Regions from separate parts of the Homo sapiens genome. Here region 2 is linked to region 1. A link is a loop called in an ENCODE intact Hi-C map of the cell type or tissue named here. Cell type or tissue: HepG2. All regions are shown on one strand.

Region 1 (2,500 bases):
AGCTGGGACCACAGGAATGCACTACTACATCCAGCTAATTTCTAAATTTTTTGTAGAGATGGGGGTTTCACTATGTTGTCCAGGCTGGTCTTGAACTCCTGGCCTCAAGCCATCTTCCTGCCTCAGCCTCCCAAAGTGCTAGGATTACAGGTGTGAGCCACTTACCCAGCTCTCTTTACTTTTTAATAGAAATATAGAAAGCAAGCCAGGATAATGCCCAAAGTGGAGAGTTTCAACATTGCAGATTTTGTAGACACCACATGTTCTTTCCTTATGCAATCTGTGATCTAGCATCTGGGAGCATGGGTCCCATAGATCTTGGCTGTCAAACCAAATGATTCAATAAATATTTGCAAAATATGCCAAGCATATATGTTACATAATCACAGTGTCTACACAAAGGATGCACTGGAAAAGGCACAAGGGCTTTTCGCCCTCAGTTGTCTAATTGAAATAATAAAAGCAGTAAGACAATTCTCACCCATCTCATCTCACATCCACTTCAACCCTTCTTCCAATACCTCCTCTTCGATGTAAGGTGGCTGCGTTTTTGGCACGTCCATATAGACTCTGAAGAGTGAACCTGCTGAATCTTGTACCTGGGCCCTGATGATGTTGGACGAAGGGTCATTCTCTGATAAACTTAGGAGGGAATTAAAGCTGGGGATACCTGGAGAAGAGAAAATAAATGGGAGAGACAAAATTACCCAGGAAAATGAAAATAAGAAATTTAATTCTAGCTAAGCTAGGAGAAATGGAAAGGGTGAAAGCGAGAAGGAAGAAAAAAGGAAAGGAGAGGAAATTGGAAATTGATCACAAATTAACAAACAGGGGAGGAAAGAAAGGGAAATTTGATGTTGTAAGGGATACACTGTCAATAAAAGTAACATCCGGGGCAGGACAGGAGGTTGAATTCCACACTATTGCTCAGTGGGATTCGGACAGTTGGTGTTTGCTCTTGGCTGAGATGCCAATGGGATCAAGAGAGCCCTAATGTAGTTGTCTTGACATCTTATCTTTATGGCAGTGTTTATCAGCCTGTGTCTACTGGAGGTGACATTTGTGGTAGAAGCGGTGGTTATTTGACTTAACTGTTTGCAGATACCTGAGACTCTGCCTTCAGCAAACAGCCAGGCAGGCATGTTTGCAGAAACTCCTACATTTGTTCCTCCTGCGCCTATACTCCTGTCTTGTACATCTGGCTGCCTCCTTAGAAACTCCACTTGGGGCCGGCGACGGTGGCTCATGCCTGTAATCCCAGCACTTTGCGAGGCCAAGGCCTCCCAAAGGATCTCCTGAGGCCAGGAGTTCGAGACCACCTGGCCAATATAGTGAAACCCTGTGTCTACTAAAAAAATACAAAAATTAACCAGGCGTGGTGGTGGGCACCTGTAGTCCCAGCTACTCAGGAGGCTGAGGCAGGAGAATTGCTTGAACCCAGGAGGCAGAGGTTGCAGTGAGCCAAGATTGTGCCATTGCACGCCAGCCTGGGTGACAGAGTGAGATTCTGTCTCCAAAAAAGAAAAGAAACTCCATTTGGATGTCTAAGAGACATCTCAAATTTAACACATCCAGAATAACAACTCTCTTCTTAGTGTCCCTCCTAGGCCCTCACTCCAAGTCATTCCTATCTCAAGAAATGGCACCGCCCAGCTATTCATGGCTCAGACTCAGGAAGTCTTCCATCTCTCTCTCACTCTGCATACCCAGTGCTTTCACAAGCCCTATCGGCTCTTCCTCCAAAACACAGATGGATGAGCTTTTGCTATAAAGAGCCAGATAGTAAGTGGACTTTGCAGACCCTGCAGTCTCTGTCTTTTTTTTGGGGGGGGGGGGGGTGGCGGTAAAGATGGGGTTTGACCATATTGGCCAGGCTGGTCTCGAACTCCCGACCTCAGGTGATCCGCCCATCTCAGCCTCCCAAAGTGCTGGGATTACAGGCATGAACCACTGCACCCGGCCAACCTTGCGGTCTCTGTCAACACAATTCAGCAAGCCCGTTGTCGCCCCAAAGCAGCAACAGGCAGCACATCCGCAGGTGGGTGTGGCTGTGTCCAGTAAGACTTTACAGGCATCCCCCAGTATCCGAGGGGGATTGGATCCAGGACCCCTGTATATCTCCAAATTCGTGCACACTCAAGACCTGCGGTCAGCCTTGTGAAACCTGTGAGTATGAAAAGTGGACCTTCCATATACACGGGTTTTGCATCCCACAAATTCTCTATTTCCAATCACTGTTTGGTTGAAAAAAATCAGGAAAAAAATGGACCCGTGCGGTTTAAACACGTGTTGCTGAAAGGGCCAACTGTATTTAATAAAACAGGCGAAGGGCCCATTTTGGCTCTTGGACCATGGTTTGGTGACCCCTGCTCTTTTTCCATTTCCACTGGTCCAGGTTAACAGCTTCTCATCCTTTCTTTCTTTACTTTTTTTTTGAGATGGAGTCTTGCTCTGTCGCCCAGGCTAGAGTGCAGTGGCATGATCTCGGCTCACTGCAACC
Region 2 (2,500 bases), 180 kb after region 1:
TCCACATTGCAGTGTCTGCTGGTCCTGCCTCTCGTGGACTGTTTGGGTATTCCATGAGCCGATGGCCCCTTTCCTTCCAATATTCCCAAGGGAATGGGCCAGAAAGCTCTGCCCATAACATCGTGCCCTAGGACCACAGTCCATCTTTGCCCCATTGCCTGTGGCCTCTTTTTCTCAGAGAGATTGTTGAAAGCAACAGTTAAGGATCAAATGACTTGACCAGGTGAAGTAGAAACCTCCAGGTGTCTTACGCTTTAACTTCAAATAATGAGACTTATTTTACCCACTGAGCAAGTTGCTAGTGGAGTGCCAACCTGGCAGGATACCTAGGTTATTGCCAGGGCCAGAATTGTAAACCTTCCACATTCGTATGTTGAAGCCCCAACTCTCAGTATGATGGGAACCTTTGGGAGGTAATTAGGTTTAGATGATGTCGTGAGGATGGGGCCCTCATATGGGATTAGTGTCCTTTTAAGAAGAGACACCAGAGAGCTCGCTGTCTTTCTTACTTCACCCTGTGAGGACACGGCAAGAAGACGGCCCTCTGGGAGCCGAGGAGCAAGGCCATGTCAGAACCTGATGATGCTGGCACCCTGATCTCGGACTTCTAGCCTCCAGAACTATGAGAAATAAATGTTGCGGAAGCCCTGTAGTCTGTGGCTTGCTTGCTTTTTCTCTTTCTTTCTTTTCTTTCTTTCTTTCTTTCTTTCTTTCTTTCTTTCTTTCTTTCTTTCTTTCTTTCTTTCTTTCTTTCTTTTTTTCCTTCTTTCTTTCTTTCTTCCTTTCTTTCCTTTCTTTCTTTCTCTCTCTCTCTCTTTCTTTCTTCCTTTCTTTCTTTACACAGTCTTGCTCTGTCGCCCAGGCTGGAGGGCAGTGGTGCGATCTTGGCTTACTGCAACCTCTGCCTCCTGGGTTTAAGTGATTCTCCTGCCTCAGCCTCCATAGTAGCTGGGATTACAGGCATGCACCACCATGCCCAGCTAATTTCTGTATTTTTAGTAGAGACGGGGTTTCACCATGTTGGCCAGGCTGGTCTCAAACTCCTGACCTCGGGTGATCCACCCGCTTCAGCCTCCCAAAGTGCTGAGATTATAGGCATGAGCCACCGTACCTGGCCTGTGGCATTTTATAGTGGCAGCCAAGGTAAGAGAGTTGTGAAATCTATAGTGATTATCCCGGATCTTGGTGACTCAGGCCTTCTTTGTCCCTTGCATTGGTTGATGCTGCCCTCTGTGGCCACCTCACCCCTGGCTCAGTCATTGTCCTGCCCAGGACTCACAACAGCACACCTCTGTGAAGTTCCCTTCCCCTTTTCTCATGTAGACTCAGATTGCTTTCTCTGCCCTCTCCGTGTTCAGCCCGGGGTCTTGTCTGCCTGCTCTCTGAAACAGGCACCAGTCTCATCCTAGCCTGGGGTCTTGTCTGCCTCCTCTCTAAAACAGGTGCTAGTCTCATCCCTTTTCTGTCTACTGCCCACCAGTGCCTTTGTGAGGGTTCTAGTTCTCCATCAGTCTCCACCCAGGACTCTGCCCCCAACATCCAATCAGACCGGTCCAAGGTCATTTGTCATATGAGTACTTTGCAGCATTAGCACACACAACTCAATTTCTGTTGTAATGATTCCCGGCCCGTCAAGCTGGGGTGATCTGTACATTTCCAGATATTTGCAGGTAAAGTTTCTCTTCCACTGTAAGTTTTGAAAAATGGAAATATCAAACTAACATTTCAAATTTCAACAACCTGTGTATATTTGCTTAGGTGTCTGGGCTTGGGAAGCCCCAGCAGCAGGTTCCACCTTTGGTTTGTGTGGTCAGCTGAATAAGGGCCATCAGAGATACTCAGGTCCTAATCTCTGGAGTCTGTGGATGTTACCTTATATGAAAGAAGGACCTTTACAGATGCGATTAAGTTAAGGATGTGGAGATGGGGAGGTAATGCTGGATTGTCTCCAGGGTGGGCCCTAAATACAATCTCAAGCCTCCTTATAAGAGGGAGGCAGAGGGGGATTTGAACAGGAGAGGAGGAGGCAACATGACCATAGAGGCTGAATTGGAGGGAGGAAGCCCTGACAGGAGGCAAGGAACAGATTCTTCCCTAGAGCCTCCAGAGGGAGCATGGCCCTGCTGACACATTGATTTCAGTACAGTGATACTGATTTTGCATTTCTGGCCTTCAGAATTATGAGAGAATGAATTTCTGTTGTTTGAAGCCATTGCATTTGTGATAACTTGTTATAGCAGCTGCAGGGAACTCACACAGTTTGCATCTTTAGTTCTCCCCATAGTGTGCCTTTCCTCTTGCCTTGCAGGGGAGCTGGCATTGCTCTCTGCTCTGTGCCATTGAAGGAAATTTGGTAGTGAGAGCCCTTTCTCTGACCCTGTCTGACCAGCTCAGTGCTCATGGCTAATACCTTTTGGTCATCTAAAAGCTCAAAATAGAACAGTAACATTTGCACATGTTAAGTAAGAGTTTGATCCCTGACTTCTAAATGGTTTAAGAG

What was found. Hi-C counts contacts between places; a loop is a spot of excess contacts. Peaks named below come from ENCODE experiments on the same cell type or tissue, not always from the same donor. Only the 100,000 strongest peaks of a DNase experiment are listed, where the experiment ranks them.
Region 2: a loop joins it to region 1, with 12 times the contacts of the local background. A loop is called at or near these places in 3 of 110 quality-filtered maps.

Annotation. Positions count from the first base shown.
Region 1 is chr17:73,186,009-73,188,508 of GRCh38, reverse strand. No RefSeq gene overlaps it. Among named protein-coding and RNA genes, the nearest start is that of COG1, 5.8 kb to the left of the region's middle. In HepG2, no CTCF peak of the experiment used is centred here; a DNase peak (open chromatin) is centred at 1,008; H3K27me3 peaks cover 471 bases.
Region 2 is chr17:73,002,421-73,004,920 of GRCh38, reverse strand. All of the region lies in intron 4 of SLC39A11 (solute carrier family 39 member 11), which reads left to right. Among named protein-coding and RNA genes, the nearest start is that of SLC39A11, 89 kb to the left of the region's middle. In HepG2, a CTCF peak has its summit at 1,229; a DNase peak (open chromatin) is centred at 1,210.